Linked DNA regions of Homo sapiens: all the other regions are linked to region 1. The links are chromatin loops, found by intact Hi-C in ENCODE. Cell type or tissue: endothelial cell of umbilical vein. All regions are shown on one strand. Each heading gives the region's core, and the rest is flanking DNA. Links, peaks and the distances in the headings are about the cores only.

Region 1 (10,873 bases), core at 3,025-5,524:
GTTGGCACATGCCTGTAATCCCAGCTACTCGGGAGGCTGAGGCAGGAGAATCACTTCAATCCAGGAGGTGGAGGTTGTGGTGAGCCAAGACTGTGCCACCGCACTCCAGCCTGGGCAACAAGAGTGAGACTCTGTCTCAAAAAATAAAACAAAACAAAAAAACAAAAACAAAAACTCTAATATACAAAATGGGATTAATGGCAGATTAGATTGCAAAAAACAGATGAGGGAAACTGAAGACAAAGCAAGAGAAACTATACAAGATATCATATTCCCCCAAATCCCCACAAATGCAAAGCATTACTATGTGACAAGTTCAAGTGGCCAAGCGTATGTGTAATTGGGCTTTGCAAATGAGGCATACATGAGGCCAAAAAAAAAAAAAAAAAACCTGAAGAAATAACGGCTAAAATGTTTCCGAATTTGATGACAACTATAAGCCAAGATGCTCAATAAATGCCAATGACACACACACATACACAAACACATGAAGAAAGCTATACCAAGGCACCTCATAATAAAAATCCTCAAAGCAGGCCAGGCACAGTGGCTCATGCCTATAATCCCAGCACTTTGGGAGGCTCGAGGCAGGTGGATCACCTGAGGTCAGGAGTTTGAGACCAGCCTGGCCAATATGGCGAAACCCCATTGCTACAAAAAATACAAAAATTAGCCGGGTGCGGTGGTGCACACCTATAGTCCCAGCTACTCGGGAGGCTGAGGCAGGCGAATTGCTTGAACCTGGCAGGCAGAAGTTGCGGTGATCTGAGATGGCACCACTGCACTTCACCCTGGGCAACAAAGCGAGACTCCATCTCAAAAAGAAAAAAAAAATAATTGCTCAAAGCAGAAAAAAGAAAAAAGAGAAAAATTTAAAAGCAGCTAAAGAAAAAGATATTCCATACAGAAACACAAAGATAAAGATGACAGCAGACTTCTCATCAGAAACAATGCAAGCAAGAAGATAGTGAATCAGTATTTCTAAAGTACGGAGAGAGAAAAACTGCCAACAAGAATCCTATATCATGTGAATTATCTTCTAAAACCAAAGGCAAATAAAGATGTCTTCAGGTACAAGCTGAAGGAATTCACCACTAGTATGCCCACACTATAAGAAATGCTAAAGGAAGTCCTCCAGGCAGAAAGAATCATAACAGACAGAAATATTAACCTACACAAGTGAATGAAGAGCAACAGAAATGCTAACTCCATGGGTAAATATGTAAGACTTTTGGTACTGTTTAAATCTCTTTAAAGTTAATTGAATATTTACACAAAAATAATAATGTCATGTGCATCTGTAACTTATCTAAAAGTAAATTGTATGACATCAATCGCATAAAGGCTGAGAGGAGAGAAATGGAAGTATACTACTGTAAGATTCTTATGCTACATGTGAAGTGGTATAATATCATCTTGAAGGTAGACTTGATAAGTTAAAAATGTGTATACTATAAACCCTAAAGTAACCATGGAAACAACAAAGAGTTATAGCTAATAATCCAACAAAAGAGGTAAAATGAACACATAACATGCTCAATAACCCTAAAAGAAGGCCTGGAAACAGGTATACAGTCTGGATAGGGAATTCTGAGATTCCCAGGCATTGAGATCAGAACGTACAAGGGAGGAGCCAGGCTCCACTGGGCATCTCTTGGCCCATGGCTTCCCTTCCCTTCCTCAGGAAGTTGCTTGAGAAGACCACAGTGAAGGCTTTTAAAGCTATGCTAGTCTGCAAAGAGAAAAAACAAAAAACTGAGAGTGTTTAAAAACTTTTTTTGTTTTATTCTTGTTTTTGAGACAAAGTCTAACTCTGTCGCCCAGGCTGGAGTGCAGTGGCACAATCTAGGCTCACTGCAACCTCTGCCTCCAGGGTCCAAGTGATTCTCCTGCCTCAGCCTCCCGAGTAGCTGGGATTACAGGGGCACACCACCACGCCTAGCTAATTTTTGTATTTTTAGTAGAGATGGGGTTTCACTGTGTTGGCCAGGCTGGTCTCGAACTACTGACCTCGTGATCCACCTGTCTTGGCCTCCAAAAGTGCTGGGATTACAAGCATGAGCTGCCATGCTCGGCCGTAAAAACGTTTATAGCAATTTGACATGGCTGTAACATCCCAGCATGGGATTATTTTTCTAGCAATGCATGTTTATTGAATTTTATAAAAGTGATCTGTCCTTGATTCATTAGATAGAAATAAAAAACAATAAAAGAAAAACCCTGTCCCTTACCACAGATAACTGAGATACTGCTTGAAAATATGTGGCTGTGAGCAGCTTTCCTTGCCTAGATTTAAGGTGGCACATGTGTGCAGGGATCAGAAGGCAGAAATTGAACCGAAATAATAAGGCTGGTTTTGAATTACTGTAAGTGTAGGGCATACCTTATTTAAAAAGATTTCTGGCCTAGACGTTTTGATTATGATCTGATTGATCCATCTTTCTGTCTTTCTGGGTCACTCTGTGTCGATTATTTGCTGGATTTAAAGTAGTAGTGATTGTGCATATGCAGGATTCCCGTGCAGATGGTTGTCTTTCCCACTCAGAATTTGAGAAAAGATACCATTTGTGTATGTGTGTAGTTGGGGGGTAGGACATATTCATGGAAAAGATTGTGGCCTTTTTTTTTTTCTTAGTTTGAATGCAAGAAGAGAGGCAAAACCATTTCTTCCTGTCATCCCAGTCGCTCTGGAGGCATCCAGTGAACATGACAAACGGGGCACCTACCTTGTGCACACAGGCCTTTGCATTCAGGAAAAACAGCTCCACGGTGGTTTTATCCTTTAAAAACGATATGCTCTCAATGTAAAACCTGAAAAACAGCAGAGGAGTTTGTTCCTTCAGATTTATTTTCACCTCTCAGCATTCCTCATTCAGTGTTCCCCAAAAGCAGGGCAAGAATTTTGAGAAACCTGAGGAAGGTTGTGCTTTCTTTTCCGTTTTAAAAGAAATATGCACCGCACGTATTTATGTGATGGATGTATGTGTATGTATACCTAAAATCTCTTTCAGGATGTTTTTGTGTCTTGGAAGGTGAGTTAAAGAGAAACCCCAAATGGTATTCAACCAAAAACAAACAAAAACAAACGTTTATCTGTGTTGCTTATTCTTTGAAACATGTTCTGGGAGTTCATAATACCTCAGACAGCTTCAAAACAAAGCGCAGATGAACTAGGAGTTGAAAGCTGAAGTCGGCTGAGCAAGCACTACCTAACCGAACCCCAAAGCCTGCTTGAGGCTCGGGGGTTTTTAGACGGAGGGGCCTGAGGGCCCCATGCCTACCTGACCCCCATTCACTGGGTGAGTTTCCATCACACTTTTCAATCACTCCTTTCTTCCTTCCCATCCTTCCAGGCCCTGGGTTTTCCTTTGGCTCAAAGCCAGGCTCTCAGCAGCCATCAATCTTGGTCTTTTCTCATGCAAATCAGGGTATTCTGGGCCTCACTGCCCCACTCCCTTTCTAGGATTTTGCTTGTTCAATCTGTGAAACCACAGGTTGCAGGCAGGCCCCTCTCAGGAGCGCTCTGACAGCTCCCGGGTGGGGAGGAGGCTGAGTCTTTAACAACTCTGTTTTCATAATCCTGTACTGATGAGGCCGGCTTGCAAAGGCTGGCACTCTGTGGTGTGCGAGTGGGCAAGCTGGGGCCCCGAAGTTTTCCTCAAGTTCTGGAGCATTGCTTGATTAATAATCATGAAGAGCCATCAAGCCCCAAGACAGCTCACTGCTTTGAGTCCGAAAGGGAATTTACTCTCAGATCAGTGAGAGTGAAGGTAAACCAGGGCTAGGAAGTGGCCAGGTGAACCTATCCTTAGCTCTGCGGAATCCTGAGTGCTTGAGCCTTTGCTTCTCTTTTTCTCCCTTTCCACAGTGATGATACCTTTGATAAATAAATGCAGCTGAAAGGGCTGTGAAAGATTTTATCACTGAGATGGTAAAATCATTCGAAACATTCCACCCTTTAATGTTGAGTCATCAACGGAAGTTCCAGAAAGAGAACAAATCCTTTGTATTTTTACTTACAAGCTTTTATCTCACTTGTAAGTGAGGTTAATGAAGATGGAGGAGTGTCAGATTTATGAGAAGAGAAAGTTAAGTACAAAGGTGGTGAAGGAAATGAGGAGTTGGGGGAAAAATAGGTTTTGGAATCCAAAAGATCAAGATGTAGTGTTTCATGTCCACCATTTATTCGCTGTATGGCCTTGGGCAAATTATTTAGTTTCTTTGTGTCTTTTTTAAATTGAATGTCGTGACTGTACTTATCTCTGAGGAAAGAACAGAACTTTTATCTGAGGAATTCCAGTTCTTTCAATTTATCAGGTCTAGAGAGGCATTAAAATAGACAACAATCAAGTCTTACTTCCCTCCTTGAGCTATGTATTTTTCTCCGGAAACTGCTTGCTACTGCCAAAACTAGCTGCACTGGGCACATTAGTGTCCACTGCCCCGGACACTGTAACCCACAACCTGTAGCTCAACAATGGATAGCCAGGCCAGACGCAGTGGCTCACGCCTGTAATCCCAGCACTTTGGGAGGCCGAGGCGGGCAGATCACTTGAAGTCAGGAGTTCCAGACCATCCTGGCCACCATGGTGAAACTGTCTCTTACTAAAAATACAAAAATTAGCTGGGCGTGGTGGCGGGCGGGCACCTGTAATCTCAGCTACTCCGGAGGCTGGGGGAGGAGAATCACTTGAGCCTGGAAGGTGGAGGCTGCAGTGAGCCAAGATTATGCCACTACAACTGCAGCCTGGGCAACAGAGGGAGACTCTGTCTCAAAAATAAAACAAAACAAAAAAAACCCAAAAAACAACGTATAGCCAATCACTGATCAATGTTATTTCTGTAAACCAAGGAGAATTAATTCCTGACGAACAACTTTTGTAACTGTCCCCTTTCTTGATTTGTCCTTTTTTTCTTTAAACACTTGGACCTCTCCTTACTTCTCCAGAGCACTTCCTAAGGCAACTTGGAAGTGTGTCCTAGGCTGCAGTCCTCAACCTTGTCCCAAATAAGCTTTTTATATTAATTTTGTCTCAGCTTTTCCTTTTGGGTAGACAGTATTCTCCTCTCCCATCAGTCTAGTGTCTTCTACCCTGAGCCCTGCTGCGTGGACTAGGCGAGTCACCTGACTCAAAGGCAGCCAAGATGTCAGGCGGTGAGGTGGCCTGGAAAGGAGCAAGTGCCACTCAACAGATGCTTTTTATACTGCATGATGAATGAGTCAACCAATTGCACATGGTCTCTTAGAGACTTGAGGGGCGGGTGAGGAGGGATTCAGTGGAGGCAGAGAAAGGCACTAAGCAGAAATTACGAGGCAGCAGAAGCCATGAAGTAGAGAGGGACAAGAGTCCACAGCAGGAGTTGATGGACTGAAGCAGGGTAGCCGAGTCACTTGTGATGGCAGACACCAAAGTGAGGCAGACCAGAGGTTGGCTGCTGCTACAGGGCTGAGATGACCCATGTTATACAAGTTTCTGTGCATTTCCAAGAACCTTCCAGTTCAGCTACTTGGTGGTGGCTGTTTCCTGCTTTCTTGGCTTTCCCATGCATTTGTATCCCTATCAATGAAGATAATATGAGCAGGCTTCCAGTGGGCAGCCTAATTAAGGGCGGCAGCAGGATCCCAGCTAACATTTCCCTGAGCTCTTACTGAGGTGCCTGCAATGTGCTAAGTGCTTCCCGATTGTTCTCTCATTTAATTATCACAACTGCCTTGGGGAGGGACCTATGATGACCCTGATTTCACAGACGCAGACTCTGAGTTTTAGAGATCTGCCTACCTGGTGGGGCTAGGTCTTGGTCTGGGACAATGACTTTGACTCTGTGGACAGTGCTCTTAACCAACATCTCCTCCTGGGCTGCCGCTCCCAGTTCACTCAACTAGCACTCAGCAGGAAGCTGAACCCTTAGTAATTGTGGGCGTCTCAACCATGTAAAAAATAGCAGAAAAATAAGACAAGTGTGACGTTTTCACCAAAATGTTAACATATATAGAAGTACGTGTGTTCTCTATTGCTTCAATAAGCAAAACCATGGCAAAAGACTTACGTTGAAGGATTTTGATTAACCTATGAAACACCTTTTTAAAAGTTAGAGTAGTCTCAGAAGGGGAAGCCCTTTCCAGAGGAAGAGATCTCCCTGCCCTAAAAAAATCCTAGGTCAGATTAGTAGAACTCAACATCTGCCTTCTACTTGAAATTTCTAAGATTATTTTTTTCCTTCACTTTTAATTACTTCAATAGACTTCTCTAACAGGGACTGTATTAAAAACACGGGGTCAATGAATTTTCACACACAACAAAGCTCATAAGAATTTCTTAATATTATTTAAAATTTAGTCTTCACTTGTATTTTCCCATTGCCTCCAAAACTTATAAAAAAAAGAGTTCTGTGATTGTGACATTTAATAAGTAAAGCTGCACTGGCCTATGGCAACAGTCACATATGCAAAAGTCGTAAGGATCACTGGCTGGATATAAATGAGTGATGCTGACCAGATGGGTGAGACCTGCTTGGGGGACACTGGGACACATTTTTTCTGCTCTACTAAAACTCCTTCATCATGGTGTGGGTAGGTGACCCAAGCTAGGCCAGTCAGCTTCTCACCCTGGAGAATAAACTTGATTAGAATGACCTAAAGATCAAAGATGGTTGGAGCCTATTTATTCTGCTAACAGCACTCTGATGAAATTGTCCCTTGGTTTCTGCTCCCTAGATCCCTGCAGAAGCCCTCATCCCTGTGTTTTCTGAGTCTTTGTCAATTCAGTTTTCCTTCCGTTTTGTTTGTTAGCCACAGGTAGTTCTGTTGCTGGCAACTAAAGAACCCAAGTTAATAGAGGGCTTCTTCCATGCTAGGGATAATACAAAGTGCTCTACAGGAATCTCTTTTTTTTTTTTTTTTTTTTTTTCCATCTTTGGTACCACCAGATGCAGTAGGCAACAAATTATGAGCCCATTTTACAGATGAGAAAGCTTAGATACAGAGATGTCAAGTCTTCTTCTTTAGGCCATACAGCTAGCAAGTAGTGGAGCCATGACTCAAACTGAGGTCTGTTAGACTTCTAAGTTCATATTCCAAGTCAATATGATATAATGCTTTCCTACAATAACAATCAAAATGAAATATAACATGTACAGAATGCTGTGGGGGCCCACCAGCCTGAGGCAATTAACTCAGCTTATGAATTAAGGGGAGAATGCTGCCAAACTGAAATCCATAGAACTAAGCACCACAGGAGAGGGGACAGTTGAGCTGAGTCTTAAAGAATGCATGAGTTCACCAGGTAACAAAGGTAGGAAGGGCACTCAGGCGGATAGCATATTAGCCAAACTAATCCTCCTGCTAGTCTTTGAGCCCTGAAGAAACCGCATACAGGTTGCTGGGTAGCTTGGCACCAAATCAATTTGTAGCGCATCCAACTTTGAACAGATACCTTTGTATTAGAAACTGGGTTCACCTTGTTTTTGGAGTCCAGGCCCCTGACTACATCCTAGTCCCAGTAAACAGGTCCCTATCTTATTTCCCACTACTTTCTGGCGACCAGCCCTGGTGCCTCCTGCCTAGGCATCAGATTACCAGCTTTCTGAATCCACAATTCCATCTCTCCCTCAAGGGGGCCATTGTAATGGCTTCATATTTATGGAGTGTATGAAAAATACATATGGGCTTTGGGGAAAATGGCTCTTCAGGCACACCTATCAACACAAACCATGAACTGAAAACAAAATCTAGGGCTTCTTAATGACATGAAATGGACTATCCCAGATTCATAAAGACCTTTTTTTCAGCCTTTTTTTTTTTTTTTTTGCAAAAGGATACTGTTTCCTTTTTGCATGCTTACTGTGAGCGATTTCACTAAGGTTTTCTTAAGTTGAAGCCCATGGTTAATTTTTCAGCTTCGGAAAGAACCCAGGCTTTTTGAATAGGCACACATTTTGGAGACAAACCTCGGCTTCACAAGTGTAATTTCTTGAGAAGAGAATTTGCTCAGGAAGGTTTTGTCACTGTTATTTGGGCTCCTCCCATTAGCATTTCTTTTTCCTTTCTTGGTTGGCTTAACCACTCATTAGTGATGACAGAACATTACACCACTGTGACATGACAAAGACGGCTGGAAGGGACACAGCCCTGCCAGCCAGATGGCAACACATGGATGTCAAAGAGCACAACACCCAGTTGTTTGGAAGTGGCTGTCCTTTGAAGAGTCGCTTAAATTTATGTGGCCAATATTTTCGTCTTGTGGTATTTATTTCTAGTGGTCACAAGTCAACACTAGGGAGTGGGAGAGACATTAGTTTGAATCCTAGCTCCAGTGCTGATCAGTCTTGAGGTCTTGGGGTAGCTGCTCCGCTCTCAGTGCCTCTTACCTCTCTTGCCTCACACACTGGAGAAATGAGAGGGTTTGAAATGTGCTTAACATAGCAGGTGGCATGTAGTTTAGCAGCCAATGAGTGGCGGTGACTATTAGAATATTATTATCTCTCTACCGATGTGACTGTAATAAAAGGCACTGACTTAGTTGGGAACATCTTTAAAGCTTTAACTGTAACAACCAGAATAAAAATTCCAAGTATCTGGCCAGGCGCGGCTCATGCCAGTAATCCCAACATTTTGGGAGGCCAAGGCAGGCAGATCACTTGAGGCCAGGAGTTCGAGACCAGCCTGGCCATCATGGTAAAAACTCATTTCTACTAAAAATACAAAAATTAGCTGGGTTTGGTGGCACATGCCTTTAGTCCTAGCTACTCAGGAGGCTGAGGCAGGAGAATCGCTTGAACCTGGGAGGAGGAGGTTGCAGTGAGTTGAGATCCTGCCACTGCACTCTAGCCTGGGTGACAGAGCTAGATTCTGCCTCAAAAAAAAAAAAAAAAAAAAAAAAAAAATCCAAGTATCTTTCCTAAGTTCTTTCTCTCAAAGAAACAAATGCTACAAAAATGTCTGTTTTAACATAAAATGAGAAAATAGTGTGAAACCAATGCTTTTCTAATCAGTTTCAACTTTTCTCCCTCAACTGAGCATGGTTTCTTTGTTTCCCAGGGCCTTTGCGAGGTCCCAGTGGTATCTTCAAAGAAGGTGAATTGGGCAAGAACTGCTCAATTATTTTGCATTCTGAACAATGCTGAGTTTGTGACTGGCGTCCAGTGAGGGCTAAATCAAAACACCTCATTCTGGGTTTCTTTTAGTCACCATGAGTAATTTTAGGCATTTAACTGCAGCCACACGCCTAGGTAGATTTCTATCAGATCCTCATCCACATTCTGAGCGGGGAGATCTCTGTTTATTGCTTGTAATGACCCTGCAAGGTAGTCATATCTCACTTTATAATGCTGAAGGCTGAAGTGTAATTTAAGTGTATTTCACTTTCTCCAAACACATCACTTTCTGCAAGATATTATGCAGTGCTTATGGGAGTCCAATATGTTCCCTTTCATCTGTGGGAGGGGAACAGTCTTGGAGAATTCCCAGGGGAAGCACTGTTTGCTTCTACAATGTGCTTCTCTGCCAGGAATGCTCTTCCTCATTTCTGAATTTCCAGACATGGCTAGAACCAGAGAGGGCCTCCTGGTAAGCCTGTAGAAACCTGCCCTCTTGCTCCTTTCCCACAGCATGACTCTTTCTGAGTTATCTAGAAGAGCTGGAGGCCCAAAAGAGTCAGGGCCTTGCTGTGACCTGCCAGGAAGGGGAGAGAGTCTTCTCCCCTAGGCAACCTGAAGTGTCAGGGGCATGTGAATTCCAAGTGCTTGCCTCTCCTCTGCTTTAAAACAGCCTGCTCTAGTCCTCCACAGGAAAGCAGGGACAGATGCTTTGAGAGGGAGTGGGGAGGGGAGGCAGCGGAGAAAAGTGGGGAAGTAACATCTGGGCACGGTGAATAATGAAGATAAATGATAAGATCTTTCACCCAGTGCAAAGGGGAATGGGTCAGACCCAAGCCAGACAATCCCAAATCTTTCATATTCAAAGGCTGTGACAGAAACTTGATAGAATGTTTCGCCCACTGAACATGTGGTTGAGGCAGCCTGTTATTTAGGACATACAAAATAGTTAACATTTATATAGGGTCTACATTAGCTGTTAGCACTTGTAATCCTCCAACAACCCCCAAAGTAGGTGGGGGCTACCACCAGCTTCATTTCATAGGTGATGAAACAGGCCCAAGAGGGTGCCAGAAGCTACATAGTGAGTAAGTGGAAGAGCTGGAATATGAACCTAAGAATGATGCTAAAGCTCTGTTCTCAATGTTTGGGTGGGGGTGTTTACCAATGCTGAAGACATTATTTGACTGTCAGCACTTGGGGAGTGTTATTGTTTATTTTGAGACAGGGTCTTGCTCTGCTGCCCGGGCTAGAGTGCAGTGGCCTGATCACCGCTCACTGCAGCCTCAATGTCCTGGGCTGAAGCAATCCTCCTGCCTCAGCCTCCTGAGTAGCTGTGACTGCAGGCACGCACTACCATGCAAGGCTAATTATTGTATTTTTTGTAGAGACAGAGTTTCGCCATGATGCCCAGGCTGGACTTGAACTGGACTCAAGTGCTCCACCTGCCTTGGCCTCCCCAAGTGCTGGGATTACAGGTGTGAGCCACGGTGGCTGGCCTGGGAGCATCATTGACGTCAGTAAGTGGAGACCAGGGATGCTGCTAAAGATCCTACAGCACAGCTTAGCTCCCTACTACAAAGAATGGCCTGGTCCTCAGTGTCAATAGTGCTGCTGCAGTGAAACCTTGCACTGAAAACTGAGCTTCTAATTTCCGTGTTCTCTAGCTTCTTTCCCCCTTCACAATATGGTTTCTTTCTTTCTTTTTTTCTTTTGGAGACAGGGTCTTGCTCTGTTGCCCAGGCTGCAGTGCAATGGCGTGATCTTGGCTCACTACAAC
Region 2 (10,873 bases), core at 3,030-5,529, 110 kb before region 1:
ACATAAATAATTTTTAAAATAACTGAAAAGACAAGCAAGAAAACAATTCTCATATATTGCGAGAATCTTCCCATTCACGCTATGGTGTTATAAAGGTAAGGTGATGAGTCTGGGTTTGTCAGAGGCCTTGGAGGAAATGTGTTCCATAAGTTGACTTATTGAGACTTGACTATTCCTCAGCCAAAGACAACACTGGCCGCTAGCAAGATCAAGGCTATTTTTTGTCTTAAAAAAAAGTGTGTATGTGTTGGGGTGTGGATTGGGGGAAGAGGCGAGGTGGTAAGTAGCACAGGAAGGAATTCAGGAAGAAGGGATTTAGTTCTACAGAGGAACTGAACTGGAACAAGACAAGGACATAATTTGGGAGCGAAGCCCAACAAATGCCTCATCACTGGGCGTTTGTTGTCCTCTCTATAAAACCAGTTCTGCTCCACGCCTAGGATGGACAAGATAACCACACGCCATGATACTCGTTCAAGACTCAAAAACCAGCACTGCCCTTTTTCCATTTCCTGTTTCTGGCTTCAGACCTACTCCTCTTCTCTCTCATACACACAAAGTGCCTGTGATCACTATGGGACAAACGCATTTCAAAACTCATCTGTGGCCCTGGATGTCATGAGGTGTTGACTAACAGATGTAACACTCTGAGTTTGAGCTTCCAAGCCATTTCCAAACTGAAATCAGAGGCTCTAAGCCTTGGTGGTTAAGATGTTAGAGCTGTGGGGCTGGGTGTGATGGCTCATGGTTGTAATCCCAGCACTTTGGGAGGCTGAGGTGGGAAGATCACTTGCAGCTAGGGCTTAGAGGCCAGCCTGGGAAACAGAGCCCAGTCTCTACAAAAAAATAAAATTAGCCAGGCATGGTGGTGTGTACTTGTAGTCCTAGCTACTTGGGAGGCTGAGGAGGGAGGATCGCGTTGAGCCAAGGAGTTTGAGACTGAGTGAGGTATAATAGTATCACTGCACTCCAATGTGGGTGACAGACTGAGACTGTCTCTTTAAAAAAGAAAAAAAAAAAAAAAAGGAGCTGAGCTAGGACAGAATCCCCAGAATCCCCATCCCACCACTTAGTAGCTTTGGAACTTGGGTTATTTAAACTCTGTAGCCAGAGTTGCCTAAGCTGCAAAATTAGGATGATAACAATAAGCATAACAATAGCAATCACTATATAGAACTGTTGCATACATTAAATAGGAGAGTGCATGTAATGTTCTGAATGTGCATGGCATCTAGTAAGCTGCCAACAAATGGTAGTTGTCATTACTAAAACTGAGTCACCGAGAGATCCTTCAGGTGGCTGGAAGGGACTACAATGCCAGGACTAATCTGGCAAATAACTGGAAATTTATCACTCCATGAGAATGACGCCTGCCTGTTGTAATACATTTCTGCAGTTTTAAAGTGGAGACAGAAATGAGGGGAATTCCAGCAGGGAATTCTGGGAGTACTGATTCCACCCCTGTAGTTCTTTAAAGAGTGATGCCTTTTGGTCTGTGGGGCCACATCTTGCTGGTGTCAGCAAGGCTCACACCAGGTCTGAAACAGGAAGCTTTACCTCCATTTCACCTTTACTAAGCTAGCAGCCAGGAATGTTGAGTTTCCTCAGTTAACACCTGCTTCCCCCAGGCACCACCCCAGCCCTGTGCCGTAGTGACCATCCACATGCATCTCAGCCCTCCTTGTTTGGTCTTTCCCTTGTAGTACTCTGTCTGTTCTGCCCAGGTTTGACCTGTGAAAGTTTCTCACATCTTGAACTTTAAGAGGAAGAAAGGTGTTTTCTAGGTCAGAGCCATAAATAAGAAATAATTACCGAAGCCCTTTCATATGTTAGATGTGGTAATAGATGGGACAGCCCTAGTGGAAGTCCAAAGTCCTGCACAAATAGGAGAGAACTTGAACCCAAATAGAAATCTCCATGGAAACGCCTCATCAACAAGTACATGAAACTTTTAAAGGTGTAGTTTTCACTTGACTATTATACAATGACTCAGGAATCCTTATACTATGTCTCACTAAGGTGTCATGTTAATAAGGGAGAAGGTGAGACTCATGACCTACAGGTTTTCTGGCAGTTTGAGAATTCATTCATTTCTTAGCGTTTTAAAATTGCTTAATTTTTAAACATTCCTCTGGCTGCTGACTCTGAGCTCATCGTGGCCAGGAACTAGTTCAACAATGGGTCCTCCACATCTTGAATGTGGCTGCTCATTTGCTGAATAAATAAAACCATACACAGAGCCTCCCCTATCTTCTATTTCTCTACTTAAAGTACCTAGTACAACTGGGAGTAGGCAGGAAGTCCTCCACAAATGTTAGCAGAGTTAGGGGCCAAAGTCAACATCAAGAGTATAAAGGAAACATCTCTAATCAAAATTATCTTTGAAAATCCCTTAAGTCAACCACAACATAGGTATATATGAATACTGAATTACAATATGCATGGCCAGGCACTGCGGCTCTCACATGTAATCCCAACACTTTGGGAGGCCAAGGCAGGAGGGTTGCTTGAGGCCAGGAGTTTGAGACCAGCCTGGGCAACATAGCAAGACCCAACCTAAGCCTCCTTGTTTCTACAAAAAAAAAAAAAAAAAAAAAAAAGCAAATTACTTAGAACAGTGCTTAATCAATGCCAGCTCCTATAAGGATTCTTACGAGCCTTATGCAGGCACTTGCCTAAGTACCTGCATAATCCCAGGCTTGCATTCAAAGCAGTCCTTAGATGATCAATCTTGGTGGTGAACCAGGAGGGATGTATAATTCTAATGTTTTCTGCTTACCTGAGGGTTTATTCTTTTAAAATATCAAGCCTCAATGACGTGAACACATTTAAGAGATGTGCCTGTCAACGTAAATCCTAAAAAGACAAAGCAAGTGAAACCCCTAACACATCCCAGCCTAGGCGACAGAGTGAGACTCCTTCTCAAAAACAAAAAACAAAAAACAAAAAAAAACCCTAAAACAGGGCAGCACAGAGAGTAAATGCTCAATCAATGTTTGCTGGATTTGAATCTACAATTTGCTTCATTAGACTCATGTGTACTGAGTTCTTTGGAGAGCTGGAAAGAACTGTTTTTAAGTTGGAAATTCTTATTGTGGGGTTCCACCGAATGGTTGCCCCACTTTTGACCCTGAGTACTGGTCTCATGATCCGTGAGGCGGTTTTAGGTGGGCAGGAAACACGATGTAAATAAAATCCAGGTGTTGCGTGTTTTTACAGTATTCTCACCTGAAGAGTACGAGGATGCACGACTGCTTGGAGAACAAGGTACTTGCAGCCCCGCAAACCCCAGGCATCTCTGTGATCCCCTGTCTGAGTCAAAGCTGGTCTGCGGGCTGTGTCCCTGATCCTTCTGCCCAGAGGCCCGCTGGTACCAGCCACGCAAGTGCTCGGCAACTAAGGCCTTGTGGATGTTTTTGGTGATGTGCTCCGATTTTGCAGCAGCCTTCCTTGGCAGCCGGAGAGTTGCATATGGGTTATGGGGTACCCGGTCGACCTCATCTTCGTGAAAGGATCTGCTGTAGTCCCTCTGGCGCTCATATCCATAGTGGGCTGAGGACCGGTAGGAAGGGTTGACACTATACTGTCCCTCGGTGTCATTCTCATAGACATAACCACCACTGTAATAAAAGTCACACTCTGCATAGGGTGTGTACCCGGCAATGTAGTAACTGGAAGACGGTGGCTCCTGACTCTTTGAGTAAACACCATTCCTCAAACTATCCTTTTGTGCTAGGTTGGGCATGCTTCCTGAATTTGAAGTAGAAACATTCTGTTTCTTTGACCTCCTCCGACCCCTGGTGCGAGTGTCCAGGGTCTGGGTGGTGTAATAGGGGCCGGTAACTGGTGTCACACAGTAATACTCTGTGCTTGATTGGCTTGTATAAGAAGACCCGTCATCGAGGATTTCTGTGCTGCTGCTTCTTTGGGATTTGGAGAGGGAGAAAAATGGCTTATCGCTGTCCATCTCGGAGAGCAGGTGGGACTGGGACTCCAGGCTTCCACTCCGCTGGCGGCAGTGCTGAGATGAAGATTCGGGTCTGAAAGAGGAGAAAGGCAAACTTCTCAACACCAAGAAGAAAAGGAGGACCCAAATAAGAAAAAAGAATAGCATGCTGAATGACTGAATAGCTCGTGAATTACAATAGGACTTTGAGTTGCCAAAGCTGACTGCACAATAGAATCCATTGTTCTCCAAATCTGTTGGCTCACATGTAGGTTCATTTTGACCATGGTCAAAATGAGAAAAGAGCTGGCTTCTGTTAGTTGCGCAAGCCAAATCCTTCCTTGAGGGTAGGGAAAGACACAGACTGAGGATGCACAGTTTGCATCACAGCCTGGAAAAAAAAACAAAAACAAAAACAAAAAACCCAACGTGTCTTTGGAGGGTCCTGTCTTCCTAGAGGATATGAAGATATGGTACATTCGAGTGGAGGTCAGAGGTGGCTGGGCTGAGTCATGGCACTGCTATTTCCCAGCTGTATGAGCTCAGGCCAGATATTTAACCTCTCTGAATCTTGCTTCCTCCTTTGTAAGATGAGGATGAAAACAATATATAATATCTACCTCACAAAAGGCTTGCTGTAGGGACTAAATAATCCAGTGAATATAAAACATTTAGCACAGCACTCACAAACATTTCAAAATGTTGCTATTGTTACTAACTTCATCCTCACCATTGAATAATGAATGGTAATATGTGACTGGGGAAATTAAGGTACTAAAAATCTAATGTATATTTGAACAAATCAAATACATTTTCTTTGCCAACATATTTGAAACCATAAGTTAGCAGAAAATGTAAAACCATAAAACAAGGTCCTGCTACAGAAAGTCACTTGAAATGATTAAAAAACACAATAAAGCAAGACAGAACCTCAAAGCAAAAATCAAGACAGCTAAAGCAATGAGAAAGAAGCTCTCTTACTCCAAGTGGCTGCTGCTGTAGGCGTTTCGGGTAAGAACTGGCGTGGTGGGCATGCTTCGTCCTCCCTGGGGCCGCCTCTCCAGAGTTTTGTAAGGGCTGCTGTGTGTGGACAGCATTTCTCTGTGATGATAAAAAGAAGAATTCAGGAAATGATGAGTCTCTCAACATCTCTGGCAAACTTGTCATAAGCAGATACAAAACTTACTAGAAGCCCAAGGAAAGGGAAAATAGGGAGAAAGATAGGAAGAGTGTCTTTGTGGTTCACTAAACCACAAAGAAAACCCGCTAAAACAGCGGGAGCACATATGGTCTGACTTTCTGAGTCACAAATATGTAGGGAAAAAAAGGACTTTTAATAAAGAGTACACTGAATAAAAAGACTCAAAGCAACTAGAGCTGTTTATGTAGGCACCTGAACATTCAAAACAGTCCTTAGATGATCAAATCTTTGTGGTGAACAGGGATGGATGTATAATTCAGCAAACTCCTTTTTTGTAAACAGTCTAGAATACTAAATAGCTTTTGGCTTTGTGGGCCAGATGGTCTCTAGAGCGACTACTCAGCTCTGCCCTTTCAGTGCAAAAGCAGCCATGGATAATATGTAAGAGAATGGGTGTGGCTGTGTTCCAAGAAAATGACCTATGGATGCTAAATTTCATATCATTTTTACAGGTTGTAAAATATTATTGCTTTTGATCCCCCCACCACCAGCTACCTAAAAATATAAAAACCATTCTTAGCTCACGGTCTGCGCAAAAACAGGCAGCAGGATGGATTTGGCCACTGGACTGTTGTTTGCTGGTCCCTGGACTAAGAACAACAGCTTTAAGTCACTATGTCTACTTCCCAGCATGGTGACAACACAATTAGAAGTTAATTTTTTTTTTTTTTTTTTTTTTTTTTGAGACTGAGTCTTGCTCTGTCGCCCAGGCTGGAGTGCAGTGGTGTGATTTTGGCTCACTGCAAGCCCCGCCTCCTGGGTTCACGCCATTCTCCTGCCTCAGCCTCCGGAGTAGCTGGGACCACAGGCGCCCACCACCACGCCTGGCTAATTTTTTGTAGTTTTAGTAAAGACAGGGTTTCACCTTGTTAGCCAGGATGGTCTCGATCTCCTGACCTTGTGATCCGCCCACCTCGGCCTCCCAAAGTGCTGGGATTACAGGCGTGAGCCACCGCGCCCAGCCTGAAGTTAATTTTTTTTAACTAAAAATAATTTTGATCAAATTTTACTTACTACAAAAGCAAGTCTAAGTTCATTAGGAAAACTTTAAAAATACAGATAAAAAGAAAAATTTAAATGTCTATAATCTTTTTTTTAGATGGAGTCTCGCTCTGTCATCCAGGCTTGAGGAGAGTGGCACAATCTCAGCTCACTGCAACCTCCAGCTCCTGGGTTCGAGTGATCCTCCCACCTCAGCCTCCCAAGTAGCTGGAATTACAGGTGTACACCACCATGCCTGGCTAATGTTTATTTTTTTTATTTTTTTTATTTTTAGTAGAGATGGGGTTTCACCATGTTGGCCAGGCTGTTTTCGAACTCCTGACGTCAAGTAATCTGCCTGCCTCAGCCTCCCAAAGTGCTGGGATTACAGGCGTGAGCCGCTGCCTGTATAATCTGATACCTTTTACATAGTCAGGCAACATTAAATGTTTTCAGATTATTTTTCCTAAGCACATAAACTTATTAGCATGTATTTATACATAAACATACATATTTATTTTTTAACAAAACATGAGATTTACTATATATTCTTTTTCAACGCTCACTTTTTAAAAAGTTAAGTTGTACCTAACATTTTATGTTGCTTACTATTTGCCTACAGTGTTATTTTAATGACTGCATAGCATTTTATTGTATGGATTTACCATAATTTATTTAAATAATCAGCTAGTTGAACATGTGGTTTGTTTTCAATTTGCCAGTAGTGTAAGCAATGCTGTAATGAGCATCCTACATGTAGTTAGTTAATTCAGTAGTAAAATTCCTAAGTGAAATTGCTGGATAAAAAAGCAAATCCATCTTAAGTGATTGGAGATGTGGGTATAATAATTTTTAAGACAATGATTCCCAGCTATAATTCTTCCTTTTGCTGAAATAGCTTTGTTTTCCCTAACATAAGAAGCACACTTGTCTCATGTTATCCAATAGGACTTTCTGCAATGACAAAAATGTTCCGGGTCTGTTCTGACCAATATGATAGCCACTAGCCACATGTGGCTGCTGAGCATTTGAATTGTGGCTAGCATGACTGAGGAACCAAATTTTAAATTTTATTTACTTTTAATTAAATTGGCTAGCATGGCTGTAGCTCCTTGGATCTCTTACCATTTCAGGCAAAAGTTCCTAAATGCTAATCCACAAACTGGGGCCGATATGTGATAAAGATTTCACTGCTCTTTAACAAATTAGAAATATAACAATGTGACCTGGCGCGGTGGCTCATGCCTGTAATCACAGCACTTTGGGAGGCCGAGGTGGGTGGATCACGAGGTCAGGAGATCAAGACCATCCTGGCTAATATGAAACACCGTCTCTACTAAAAACACAAAAAAATTAGCCAGGTGTGGTGGCAGGCACCTGTAGTCCCAGCTACTCAGGAGGTTGAGGCAGGAGAATGGCGTGAACCTGGGAGGCGGAGCTTGCAGTAAGCTGAGATGGCACCACTGCACTCCAGCCTGGGTGGCAGAGTGAGACTCCGTCTCAAAAAAAAAAAAAAAAGAAAAGAAAAAAAGAAGAAACATAGCAATGTGGAGGTTATATTTTCATAAGTCACAATTTATCCACCTTGAATAATCTAATAATCTACCTTGATTTTGAGAATAATTTCCTTTATTTAAATTTTTTTAATTTATATTTTTGGCCCTTGTAGAGCAAATACTTCCCATCTTTGCTGAGATGTGGTATAACATGTTCACTGAAATCAGATCACAAGCTTTGGATCCTGCCAAGTTCTAGGCTACCTAGGTTCAAACCTTGATTCCCATGTTTACTAGTTGATGAACCCAAAGAAGTTATTCATGGTCCCTGGCCCTCAGTGTGCTTATCTGTAAAGGGTAATGACAGTAGTAACACTATCAGGGTTGTCGTGAAGATTAAGTTCATTAATAAATTACATAGAAAAAACATAAACAGTATCTGGGACACAGTAAGTACTCAATAGCGGCCAGTTGTAGTGACTCATGCCTGTAATCCTAGCACTTTGGGAGGCCGAAGTGGGCGGATCACCTGAGGTCAGGAGTTCAAGACCAGCCTGACCAACATGGTGAAACTCTATCTCTACTAAAGATACAAAAACTTGCCGGGTGTGGTGGCGGGCATCTGTAGTCCCAGCTACTTGGAAGGCTGAGGGGGGAGAATTGCTTGAACCTGAAAGGTGAAGGTTGCAGTGAGCCAAGATGGTGCTGCTGCACTCCAGCCTGGGTGACAGAGCAAGACTCTGTCTCAAAAAAAAAAAAAAGTAAGTGCTCAATAGAAATGTTATATGAAATTAATATAAAATGAAATTAACATTACATTAAGTGAAATGTTAACTTCATTCGATTAATATTGCCACAACGATAGTGAATATATTTTTTATATCAAAATGTCATTTCTTTCATGGATTCATGGTGCTATTTTTTTGAACATTTCTTTTTTTTTTCTTTTTCCTTTTTTTTTTTTTTTTTGAGACAGCATCTTGCTCTGTTGCCCAGGCTGGGGTGGAGTGACATGATCATAGTTCACTTCAATTGTGAAATCCTGGGCTCAAGCAATCCTCCTGCCTCAGTCTCCCAAGTAGCTAGGACTACAGGTAGGCAACACCATGTCTGGCTAATTAAAAAAGAAATTTTGGGCCGGGCACACTGGCTCATGCCTGTAATCCCAGCACTTTGGGAGACTGAGGCGGGTGGATCACCTGAGGTCAGGAGTTCAAGACCAGCCTGGCCAACATGGTGAGACCCTGTCTCTATTAAAAATACAAAAATTAGCCAGGCATGATGGCGCGTGCCTGTAATTCCAGCTACTCAGGAGGCTGAGGTGGGAGAATTGCCTGAAGCCAAGAGGCAGGGGTTGCAGTGAGCTGAGATTGCACCACTGCACTCCAGCCTGAGCGACAGAAAGAGACTCTGTCTATAAAATTTGTAGAGATGGGGCTTCATTAGGTTGCCCAGACTGGTCTCCAACTCTTGAGCTCAAGTGATCCTCCCACCTTGGCCTCCCAAAGTGCTGGGATTATAGGTGTGAGCTGCCGCACTCAGCCTGTGTTTGAAAATTTCTTTTTAGGCAAAGCAAACAGCTGGTAACTGTTTGTTTGCTTTTTAAAGATTGATCCATACAGCCAAGTTCTGGGAACCACTGGCCTGTCATGTTTCTAAAACCTGGTCTCATTGCCCTGATAATATTTACCTGAGATATTTGAGAAAATGCTTGGATTATCTATTTTACAGATTATGAGTTTAAGTCCCATGTTTATTTGCAGGACTGGAAATCAGTCCTGCTACTTGGTTTTGCAGAGTGGACTTTAACGACAATTTCCTTAGACCAGTGACTATAAAACTGAACTGTGGACACTATGTCTAAATCCAGATGATAATTAATGTCCCTATAAGTTAATATAGATCAAATAGACTTTAAAGTCAAGGAAATGGTCAAATGCATTTTAAAAGACTTCTTAAAAACATTTTCAGCCAGGCACGGTGGCTCAAACTTGTAATCCCAGCACTTTGGGAGGCCGAGGCAGGCAGATCACCTGAGGTTGGGAGTTCGAGACCACCCGGACCAACATGGAGAAACCCCGTCTCTCCTAAAAATACAAAATTAGCTGGGTGTGGTGGCTTGTAATCCCAGCTGCTCGGGAGGCTGAGGCAGGAGAATTGCTTGAACCCAGGAGGCGGACGTTGCGGTGAGCTGGAGTTCACGCCGTTGCACTCCAGCCTGGGCAACAAGAGTGAAACTCCACCTCAAAAAAAAAAAAATATATATATATATACATATATATATATGTATATATATGTATATTCATTTGCTGTGAACAACAAACTGGGTTAGTTTCTATGCCCCAGTTTTACAAGATAACATCTTTTGGAAGGATAAATAAAAACATGTGAAAATGTATCAACCATACATTGCATTTTGGAGGAAAAATTTCCTAGCTGTGGGGCATTAACCTTACTGATGATATGACCTCTCACCTGGACTGCCTGGTATCCACAAACTGTTCATTGATGGACGACTTTCTGAAATGGATTCGCTCAATACCAAGAGACTTGGGGGGAAGAATTCTTGGAGAATGAGGTACTGAACTTGATCGCTGCCCAGGAAAAGTGAAGGCATCACTGGCTATAATAAGTAAATGGGTGAATGAAAAAATAAGTAGGCAAATTAATAGGTAAATAAATATCTTGCCAATACCTCAAAAAAGAAATTAGAAGGTTTAGTGAACAAAGTGTTCTTCCAAAGATGATATTTTTAGAAGAACATAACTCTTTCAAGAAGTTAATTTTTATATTTTATACACCAGAAAAAACGAAAATACTGAACACTCTTCTGGGACCTGAACCATCTTTTGCCAAATTCAACAGGTGTCACTTAGAGTGAGTAAATCACTCAAGGGGAATGGGTAATACTGCAGCTTTTAAAAAGCTATATTAAAGAAAACCCCCAGTGTGAACCAAGGGGAAGTTGGCCTGGATCATTTTTGTTCACCTTTACTTTTAAAGTTTTTAGGCCTCTTTGGCCAAAGGCTTATCCTGTCATTGAAAGTAAGGAAACTGACTTATGCTGCATCTTTAGAGGCTTGTTATGTTTTCCACTGATATTTACATTTTCAAAGAGGGATGGCAAGCATGACCAAACATCACCTCACATGAAGAATTCTGCAGTGGTGAAATTTTATGCACCATAAAACTTGGGGAAGAGCCTGTAATCCCAGCACTTTGGGAGGCCGAGGCGGGTGGATCATGAGG
Region 3 (10,873 bases), core at 4,872-7,371, 77 kb before region 1:
CAACTGGTATCCCTTCTTGTGGTTTTGTACCTAGTCTGGTTTTTAAATATTTCCAATAAAATACCTAATTTTGAATACATTCTTTCTTTCCAGATATATTGGCAGGTACTTGATGGCAGGGATTGTGGCTTTTTCCTTAAATGAGACAAAGAATATAAAGCACTCATTTAGGGCCCCTGTAAATGCATTGGGCTTAATACATTTTTTTTTGGTGGAGGGGAGCATAAAATCAGGTACATGGCACTCTATGGTTAGAAATGTAAAGATAGATGAATTTAACAACTTTAGCTTATCAGTGAAGCCTTGCTACCAAAAAAAAGTCCCAAACCAGCCAATCATTGGTCACAAGTATATAATAAAGAAACTTTGGACAAGCACAATGGCTCACGCTTATAATCCCAGCACTTTGGGAGGCTGAGGTGGGAGGATCACTTGAGGCCATGAGTTCAAGACCAGCTTGGGCAACATAGTGAGACCCTGTCTCCATAACAGAATTTAAAAAATTAGTGGGACACAATGGCACATGCCTATAGTCCTAGCTACTTGAGAGGCTAAGGTGGGAGGATTGCTTGAACTGAGGAGTTTGAGGCTGCAGTGAACTATCATTATGACTCTGCACTCCAGCCTGGGCAACAGAGTTAGAACCTATGTCTTTAAAAAAAAAAAAAAAAGAAAGAAAGAAAGAAAATAAATCTTTACTGTTTATGCCTCTTCATAGAACTATTTTTTACAGTGCTTTATGTACTAATTGCTTTTCTCTGCATTCAGACTAGTCAATCCTATTTATGAGCTATCTTTCATTTTTCTTCATGTGCCAACAGTTCAACCATGTGGTAAATGCTTAGACATGTAAAGGAATAGAAAAAACAATGGACAGTCAGGCACCGTGGCTCATGCCTGTAATCCCAGCACTTTGGGAGGCCGAGGCGGGTGGATCACGAGGTCAAGAGATCGAAACCATCTTGGCCAACATGGTGAAACCCCGTCTCTACTAAAAATACAAAAATTAGCTGGGCGTGGTGGGACATGCCTATACTCCCAGCTACTCGGGAGGCTGAGGCAGGAGAATCACTTGAACTTGGGAAGCAGAGGTTGCTGTGAGCCAAGATCGGGCCAATGCACTCCAGCCTGGTGACAGAGTGAGACTCCGTCTCAAAAAAAAAAAAAAGAAAAAACAATGGACATCTGATGGTTCTGCCTGTCTGGCAGCCACTTCCTTTTCTTCTAGCAGCATCTTCCATTTCTACACGGAACTCCGTAAGCTCCAGCTACAGTGGTGTGCAGTGGCGCCATCTTGGCTCACTGTAACTTCCGCTTCCTGGGTTCAAGCAATTCTCTTGCCTCAGCCTCCCAAGTAGCTGGGATTATGGGCACCCGCCACCATGTCTGGCTAATTTTTGTATTTTTATTTTTATTTTATTTATTTTTTTAGACAGAGTCTCACTCTGTCACCCAGGCTAGAGTGCAATGGTGTGATCCTGGCTCACTGCAACCTCCACCTCCCGGGTTCAAGCAATTCTCCTGCCTCAGCCTCCTGAGTAGCTGAGATTACAGGCACCCACCACCACACCCGGCTAATTTTTTGTATTTTAGTAGAGACGGGGTTTCACCATGTTGGCCAGGCTGGTTTCCAACTCCTCACCTCAGGTGATCTACCCACCTCGGCCTCCCAAAGTGCTGGGATTATAGGCATGAGCCACCACGCCTGGCCTAATTTTTGTATTTTTAGTAGAGATAGGGTTTCACCATGTTGGCCAGGCTGGTCTGGTACTCCAGACCTCAAGTGATCCGCCTACGTCGGCTTCCCAAAGTGCTGGGATTATAGGCTGAGCCACTGCAACCAGCCTTCTCCTGGGTTTCTAACATGCCTATCTCCTTCCCATCGGCATACCCTGTTCTTTGATGAGAACAAGCCATACTGTTCTTTATGAGCTTTCTGCCCTTCGGGTCTCAGGTTAAACATCACCTTCCTCAGAGAGGCTTTCCCTGAACACACCAAATGTCCCCTCCCTGCATCCCATTACTGTCCCCCATCTCATTTGTTTCCATCAAAGATAATTACAAATTTATGTCTTTATTTCTTTGCTTACTTGTTTCTCACCAACCATCCCTCCAAAGACTTCAAAGGAAACAAATACAGTGTGACAGAAACTACTGATCTCCCCTAGGATCTATTTTTCCTTATTTTTAGTAATAGAACATCTTGAGTTATGCCAGGCGCGGTGGCTCACACCTGTAATCCCAGCACTTTGGGAGGCTGAGGCAGGCGGATCAGGAGGTCAGGGGTTCGAGGCCAGCCTGGCCAACGTGGTGAAACCCCATCTCTACTACAAATACAAAAATTAGCTGGGCGTGGTGGCGTGCGCCTGTAGTCCCAGCTACTCAGGAGGGTGAGGCAGAAGAATGGCTCGAACCTGGGAGGTGGAGGTTGCAGTGAGCCAAGATCACGCCACTGCACTCCAGCCTGGGCAACAGAGCGAGAATCCATCTCAAAAAAAAAAAAAAAAGAACATCTTGAGTTAAAGCTTTGCCCAGGGCCACCCACCTAGAGACAATACCACCCAGCTGCCCTTGCACTCAGAGTTGGTACTTTCCAAATGACAGAGGAGCCTGCCTAGGCCTCCCTCTTTCCATCTTCTTCACCAATACCTAACCAATTTTCTAAAAGTTCCATGTTTTACGAGAACTGCTTAAAATTCTAATTGCGATCAACTATGGGAGGGGAAGAGAAAGACCATGCTGTACAATACACTTTCTATAAATTAAAGTATGGTGTGGAGGGGAAAATAACCCACTCAGTGAAATAACTCACTAACTCATTGGGTCCTCACAATGATCTGTGAGGTGGACAGCAGACAAGAGTTATCTCAATTTGATAGCTGAAAAAAATGAAGGCCCAGAAAGTTGAGTGACAGCTCTGAGTCAGCCAGCTGGTAAGTGGAAATGCAGAACTGGTTCTTATTTCAAATCCATGCTGTAGGATGGGAGTTCTCCTCCCACTGACTCTGCAGAAGGTTTTAACAATCAGATTGATTACTGGTGTGGTTAAAGCTTAGATACACACTTTATAAACAGGATGGACCAGTCTCTGGTTGACATTCTAAAATCCAATTATTTTCTTCCATACCATGCTTTATTTGGCATTAATGTAGAAAGAGAACAACCCATGTTCTCTTCTCCTACAGTTAATCTCATCTAGAATTTCAGCAGTGTCAGAAGTAGCTTCTAATCTAGGTCCAAGGTGGTATGGTCATGGTGGAAAGAAGAGCTTAGAAATGCTCAAGATAGCTGTGCTTAAAGAAATAACCAAGTCACTGTCTTTAAATAAAATAACCTTGTAGTTGTATGAGAAGAAAACAGGAAGACTTTTGTGCTTGTTACTTAATTCATTTGGCTTTAGGGATTTGGGAATTCCAATATATATAGAGACAGAAACAGAAAGCTAAGAGACTTTTCCCACCTTCACATGCCCTGTGGTGATGAAGTTCACCTCAAGTCTTTCTTGGCATGATATAAGGCAAAAAGATACTTATCTTGAGAAGCATTTTGTCCCACTATGGACACCTCGACAGTATGTCATTTTATCTCTGCCATCTGACAGGCTCTGGTTTTCCAGGGGAAGTATTTGCCGAAGGGATACAAATCTGTCATGACATAGACTAATACTTGGCTCAGTCTCTGACCCACTGTCTGCTTCTTTATGAAGAACAGACATTTTTCCTTGAAATACTGAACAATAAATACTTAGAAGGAACACAAGGCTGCTTTTTTTTTTTTCTTTAAGTGAAACTTCATCAGTCTCTAAGTCCAAATGTCTTACCATTTGGAATTCAGTTGAGTTCTGGTACGTTTTCACATTCTCTAAGAGTTTGCAATGACATATTCATACACAAAGGGAGGATTAAAAAGTAAAGCTGCTTATTGTCTTAATTTTTAATACCCTGAATGTTTGTGGTTTGTAATTTTGGATTAAAAATTTTTCCTTTAATTTGCGTCACACCTTCAGGCATGATGCTTAATGAATTAGGAGGTGAAAGAAGTGCTCACACATCTCCGAAAACAGAAAATTTGAGGGTGGAGGCCGGGTGTAGTGGCACACATCTCTATTCCCAGAACTTTGGGAGGCTCAGGCAGGTGGATCACCTGAGGTCAGGAGTTCGAGACCAGCCTGACCAACATGGTGAAACTCCATCTCTGCTAAAAATACAAAATTAGCCAGGCATGGTGGCGCATGCCTGTAATCCCAGCTACTTGGGAGGCTGAGGCAGGAGAATTCCTTGAACCCGGGAAGCAGGGGTTGCAGTGAGCTGAGCTGAGCTCGTGCCATTGCACTCCACCCGGGGCAACAAGAGTGAGTGAAATGCCATCTCGAAAAAAAAAAAAAAAAAGAAAGAAAATTTGAGAGTGGATTCTTAGTACACTAAAGCTGTGGGCTTGTAGCAATGTTGTGTCCCTCTCTAACCAGTGATCCAAGAATATTTCCCATACTCTTTTATTGTCTGTCTTCTCACTACTACTAATGATGATGGCGTATCAGCTATGGTGCTAAATTTGTCCTCTAGGTCTTACAACCACCCTACACAGTTGGTGGCAATACCCTTGTGCAGATGAGAAAACCACTTTTAAAGAGAGATTAAACAACATGCTCAAGGTGGCACAGTAAATAGACACCAGGGGCAGAGGTTGGGATGTCTCCCAAACTCTTTCCCTGCATCACTGTACTACACTACACACTGGTTGAAAACAACTTGTTGGCACCCCAGACTGGCAAAAAAAAGCCATATAAATAAAAGACTTGAAGAGCATCTGCTGGATGCCCTGGGAGGTCAAACAAATACCTCCCTGCCCTTAACATTCACAGGTGATAACTGATACAGAAAGGTCTGAAGGTCACTGCTGGGAGATCTTGGAACAACTCCTTTTCAAAACAGCCTTTCGGCATCAGTTTTCTTATTCTTAGTACTTATTCTCAGTAAATTTCCCTTCTTCTGGCCTGCTTTTAAGCCACATAATTGTAACAAGACGGGATGTGGCTCAAGAGGCTGAGCACCTTAAGGCCTCTCATTATAGCCTTTGTTTCATTACAGTTTGCCAATTTGACCTTCATTCCTGCTGGTCCATTGGTAAACTTGCAGCCTGCACAGGTCCACACAAACAGCTGAAGCATGATCCTCCTTTAATAGAAGGCTGTGCTCATGGTCCTTTAAATTATGCATTCTTTCATTTGTGCAAACTAGGCCAGGAGAGGGACTTGTAAAACAGCCTCAATCCTTACATTGTCTGGACATAAAAAATAAATATATGGAAGCAAAATCCATTGTCAGATTTTAACAAAAGAAGAAAGGAAGAAATAAACAATGGCACAGAGTAGACACCCCCCAAAAAAAAAAACGGAGAAAGAGAAGGCAAGAAAGTGATAACATGGGCCGGGCATGGTGGCTCACGCCTGTATTCCCAGCACTTTGGGAGGCCCGAGGCAGGTGGATTGCCTGAGGTCAGGAGTTCGAGACCAGCTTGGCCAGCATGGTGAAAACCTGTCTCTACTAAAAATACAAAAATTAGCCAGGCATGGTGGCAGGCACCTGTAATCCCAGCTTCTCGGGAGGCTGAGGTAGGAGAATCACTTGAACCCAGGAGGTGGAGGTTGCAGTGAGCCAAGATCGTGCCATTGCACTCCAGCCTGGGCAACAGAGCGAAACCCCGTCTCAAAAAAAAAAAAAAAAAAAAAGAAAAAAAAAAAGAAAAAAAAGAAAAAAAGCGATAACAAAAGATGGACTGTGTAGGGTCTTTTTAAAAATGGAGTGGCATGTTTTGGAACTGAAATAAAAAAACCCTGCAAATCCAAAAAAGGAAGTAGCTTCTGACCCTTTTCTAGACTCTGGAATGAACAAGCAAAACTGATTATGATCAGTGTCAAGAAGTATTTGCCAATTTCTATGAAACTGTGAACGTAAAGAAAGGCCTGTGAGTCATAAGTACAGGAGAGGAAATTAACTGCAATATTTACTGTGCAGATTCTGATTCACTACTGTTTTGGGACAAAGCCTGGTTGCTGTTAGCAGATGCATTTACATTCTGCTGGAAGCTCAATCTTATCAAGCCACATTAGCTAATAAATTACTTGTGAGTTGTCCTAATATTTTACATGGAAGATTCAGAAAAACCAGTAAGACTCCTGAGTGTTATTTCTTAAGTAAAATTCAGAAGAGAAATAAGTTAGCAAAAAAATCTCAATACAAGTGAGGTCTACCTTAAGAAAACATGATAGACAGCATTTTGGTCTTGCAAAATAGATAAACTAGGGTAAGGTATTTGTTTGACTGGGTTTTTTTATTATGCTCTGCAAACTCTCTCCACTCCTACAAATGGAAACAAGTATGATGTCCATCAAAAGTGAAGTGGTTAAATAAATTATGTATTTCCACATCATGAAGCACTAGGCAGCTTTAAAAAAGTGAAAAGAAATCGGTTTATAAGTGAGCTAGAGAAATATGGCAAGGTATGAAACACTGTATATATTAGATTTCTCTGTCTTTGTAAATGCTTAGAATATACACTGACAAAATCTAAATGAACTGGTACCATTTTTTTAACAGTTGCTGGTTGTCATGGAGGAAAAATGGGGATTGCAGAAGACTTCTTCCCCTAAAGCATTTTTTTGTAGTGTTTGCTGCCATTTTTTCTTCCTTGCCCTCATGAGTATTTCTTACTCTGGGTAAAAAAAAAAAAAAAAGCTAACAATAAATAAAATTGATTTTAAAAAATATTTGAAAAAATTGGGTATCCTTCATTTCTAATATTATTGATTAGAAATTAGGTTTTAGAAGTCAATTTTGAAATATAAGCAGGAACAATAGTACTTATACTCCTCCTGGAAATTAATTAAGTATTCCTTAAATTGATCTTGGTCACAGAGCTTATAGAATAAAAATGTTAACAGTATGATTACAAACATGCTCTCTCATTGTCCTCTACTGCTTGTTGAATGATGCGCTGTTGTTTTCATTGATTTTTTTTTTTTTTTTTCTGACACAAGGTTTTGCTCTGTCACCCAGGCCGGAGTGCAGTGGCATGATCATAGTTCATTGCAGCCTCAACCTCCCAGGCTCAAGTGATCCTTCTACCTCAGCCTCCTGTATAACTGGGACTACAGGCATTTGCCACCATGCCTGGCTAATTTGTTAAGTTTTCTTTTTCTTTTTTTTTGTAGAGATGGGGTCTTGTCACATTGCTCAGGCTGGTCTTGAACTCCTGGCCTTAAGTAGTCCTCCCATCTTGACCTCCAAAAGCACTGGGATTACAGGCATGAGCCACCACCCTCGGCCTTATCAATAATTTCTAGTAAGAAGCCTCAACGCCCTACTAGCCTGATCCAGGAAAGCTGGATCAGTATTGGAGGTGGGTGGCAGAGGGGATATGGCTTTCCCTAATCTACCCTTTTGTGTTATCTGTGTCAGTTTCACAACCATAAAATGGGGAAAAGAGGGGGTTTTATTTATTTTCATAACTCATAGAAGACTGTGTGCAATGATTCAAGCTGCATGGACACTTAGAAGATGAAGAGTACGTATGATTATAGGGCTGTTTTATAAAGAGATTGGCTGTTTTTCTAACACACATGAAAGCAAGAGACAGATGGAAATTACAGGAGTTATTTAAGGCTGTGATGTCAGGTTGTGATAATGCAGGTAGCTGACCATGGTCTGTTATTAGAGGCCATTGTTTTACTCCTGTGCTTTCAGTGATGGCAGGATGGCACAGGGAGAGTGGCAAAACCAACCAGGGCAGCATGAGTCAGTCTTGATGTCACTGTCATACCAAAGGAAGCCAAGAGCAGCTGCATGGTGATCTATATGGATTCTTCAACTCTAATATGGGCAAAAACGTGTTGTACACTTGAGCTTGGATCAAGAGAAGCAGATTCAGCTGAGCACAGTGGCTCGTGCCTGTAATCCCAGCACTTTGGGAGGCTAAGGTGGGAAGATCGCTTGAGCCCAGGAGTTCAAGACCAGTCTGGGAAAAATAGTCAGACTTTGTCTCTGCAAAAAACTTTCTAAAAATGATCTGGGCATGGTAGCATGTGTCTGTAGTCCAAGCTACTTGGGAGGCTGAGGTGGAAGGATTGCTTGAGCCAGGGAAATCGAGGCTGCAGTGACCTGTGATCAGGCCACTGCACTCCAGCCAAGGGAACACAGCGAGACTCCATCTCAAAAAATAATAATAATAATGAATTTTTTTTTTTTTTGAGATGAAGTCTCACCCTGTCGCCCAGGCTGAAGTGCAGTGGCGTGATCTCGGCTCACTGCAACCTCTGCCTCCCAGGTTCAAGCAATTTTCCTGCCTCAGCCTCCCGAGGAGCTGGGACTATACGCGCATGCCGCTATGCCCAGCTCATTTTTTGTATTTTAGTAGAGACGGGGTTTCACCTTGTTGCCTTGGCTGATCTCAAACTCCTGAGCTCAGGCAACCCACCCGACTCAGCCTCCCAAAGTGCTGGGATTACAGGTGTGAGCTACCGCACCCAGCTAATAATGAATTTTTTTAAAAAAACAGCTTCATAGTAAAATTTTAAATGGACATTAATGTTAGTTATTTAACCCTGGAAATCCAAATCTGATAGATTGTGACCCTCTTTTTTTTTTTTTTTTTTTTTTTTTTGAGATGGAGTCTCTCTCTGTTGCCCAGGCTGGAGTGCGGTGGCACAATCTTGTCTCACTGCAACCTCTGCCTCCCAGATTCAAGCAATGCTCGTGCCTCAGCCTCCCGAGTAGCTAGGATTACAGATGCCTGCCACTACACGTGGCTAATTTTTGTATTTTTAGTAGAGACGGGGTTACACCTTGTTGGCCAGGCTGGTCTCAAATTCCTGACCTTCTGATCCACCCACCTTGGCCTCCCAAAGTGCTGGGATTACAGACAGGAGTCACCATGCCTGGCCTGTGACCCTTTCATAAATAGCACACAACTGATTTTTCTCTACAAAAAGCAGACATGTTCACTGCAGAAAATGGTGAAACAGAGATAATAGCAGCAGAAGAAAGAAGACTTATACCTGCATCATTGAGAGATCACTAGCACCAAAACTTTTGGGTCATGTCTTTATTATTCATTTATATGTCTACCATCCAATTCAAATATGTATATGCATAAATGTACATATAAAATTTATAAAATAAATGGCATCATCCTGTTCATACTAACATAAAATAGAAACCTAATGGTGTGTGCTTGTGGCTCACGCCTATAATCCCAGCATTTCGGGAGGCCAAGGTGGGCAGATCACTTGAGGTCAGAAGTTTGAGACCAGCCTGGCCAACATGGCAAAACCCCGTCTCTACTAAAAGTACAAAAATTAGCCGGGTGTGGTGGCGTGTGCCTGTAATCCCAGCTACTTGGGAGGCTGAGGCAGGAGACTCGCTTGAACCCAGGAGGTGGAGGTTGCAGTGAGCCACTATCAGCCCACTGCACTCCAGCTTGGGCGACAAAGTGAGACTCCATCTCAAAAAAAACCAAAAAAACCCCAACAACCTAATGGTGTGTGCTTTTCAACTATGTTGTGATTAACATGTTTTGAACAGTTCAAAGTTCTCCTAAAGTGATCCACACTTACCTTCCGAGGCTTCACCTTGTCTTGTATATCATATTGGCCAATTCCCTTATAGCTTATTCCAAGCCACCAAGGAAGTCCTTGCTTATCCTAGAAGATGAAAAAGCATGAGAACCAAGACCTAGCTGTTAACTCTTCTAGAAGTGAATAAAATTTACCAATTTCACCTCTTTTTTTTTTTTTTTTTTTTTGAGACGGAGTCTCATTCTGTCACCAGGCTGGAGTGCAGTGGCATGATCTCGGCTCACTGCAATCTCTGCCTCTGGGTTTGAGCAATTCCCCTGCCTCAGCCTCCCTAGCAGCTGGGATTACAGGTGTGCACCACCATGCCTGGCTAATTTTTTTGTATTTTAGTAGAGACGGGGTTTCACTATGTTGGCTAGGATGGTCTTGATCTCCTGACCTCATGATCCACCCACCTCAGCCTCCCAAAGTGCTGGGATTATAGGTGTGAGCCACCACACCTGGCAATTTCACCTCTTAACAAGTATCAGCAAGTCAAAATAAAGCTGTCTTGATAAACAAAACATTTAAAAACCTAACTTGTTATTAAAACACCTACTTGGAGTTTCTTCAAATAAAATCTTTAAGTTGAAATAGTCCAGGACTGTTAATACCATCAAAAAGAGTAAAGCATTACTGTTTTGATTAAACAGTTGGAGAAAATAAATAAAATGTAAGTAATTCAACTAAGAATTAATCCAGTAAAAAGCCAGTTATCCATTAAAAAAAAAAAAGCTCTTTGCCTCTTAATTAGTAACCAGTTATAAAAGGTTGGGGACGTTTCCAAAGAATTACAAAGATGAGAAAAGTGGTTCCAATTCCTGATGTTTATAAAACAATTAACAATGAACACGGGAATATCGAAAACCCTTTTGGAGAACTGTACAATTCAATGACAGGATGTTTGAATAATTGGTTTGAGGTACATACGGGGAGGTGAGTAATATTGTTTTCATAAATTTATCTTTTATGTTTTGCCAAAGCAAAGAATATACTGACACAGGAAAAGGAAAATTTAGGCTTAGACAGATACCTATATGCACACCAGAGTCAGTAGAAATTAAAGTTAAATTGGAGGCCAGGCGTGGTGGTTCATGCCTGTAATCCCAGCACTTTGGGAGCCTGAGGCAGGTGGATCACCTGAGGTCAGGAGTTCAAGACCAGCCTGGCCAACATGGTGAAACCCCATCTCCACTAAAAATACAAAAAATGAGCCAGCTGTGGTGGTGCATGCCTGTAATCCCAGCTACTCTGTGGGCTGAG

The links. Hi-C counts contacts between places; a loop is a spot of excess contacts. Peaks named below come from ENCODE experiments on the same cell type or tissue, not always from the same donor. Only the 100,000 strongest peaks of a DNase experiment are listed, where the experiment ranks them.
Region 2: a loop joins it to region 1, with 5 times the contacts of the local background. A loop is called at or near these places in 3 of 110 quality-filtered maps.
Region 3: a loop joins it to region 1, with 6 times the contacts of the local background. A loop is called at or near these places in 6 of 110 quality-filtered maps.

Annotation. Positions count from the first base shown.
Region 1 is chr3:69,285,026-69,295,898 of GRCh38, forward strand. FRMD4B (FERM domain containing 4B) reads right to left here. Exons shown (of 23, transcript NM_015123.3): 5 at 2,727-2,811. Among named protein-coding and RNA genes, the nearest start is that of FRMD4B, 96 kb to the right of the region's middle. RefSeq lists an enhancer at 3,139-4,129. In endothelial cell of umbilical vein, for the core only: no CTCF peak of the experiment used is centred there; DNase peaks (open chromatin) are centred at 3,996, 4,176 and 5,166; H3K27ac peaks cover 2,312 bases.
Region 2 is chr3:69,177,671-69,188,543 of GRCh38, forward strand. FRMD4B (FERM domain containing 4B) reads right to left here. Exons shown (of 23, transcript NM_015123.3): 19 at 10,100-10,247; 20 at 4,928-5,047; 21 at 3,229-4,040. Among named protein-coding and RNA genes, the nearest start is that of LMOD3, 61 kb to the left of the region's middle. In endothelial cell of umbilical vein, for the core only: no CTCF peak of the experiment used is centred there; DNase peaks (open chromatin) are centred at 4,441 and 5,211; H3K27ac peaks cover 2,500 bases.
Region 3 is chr3:69,206,653-69,217,525 of GRCh38, forward strand. FRMD4B (FERM domain containing 4B) reads right to left here. Exons shown (of 23, transcript NM_015123.3): 11 at 9,611-9,697. Among named protein-coding and RNA genes, the nearest start is that of LMOD3, 89 kb to the left of the region's middle. In endothelial cell of umbilical vein, for the core only: no CTCF peak of the experiment used is centred there; a DNase peak (open chromatin) is centred at 5,999; H3K27ac peaks cover 1,950 bases.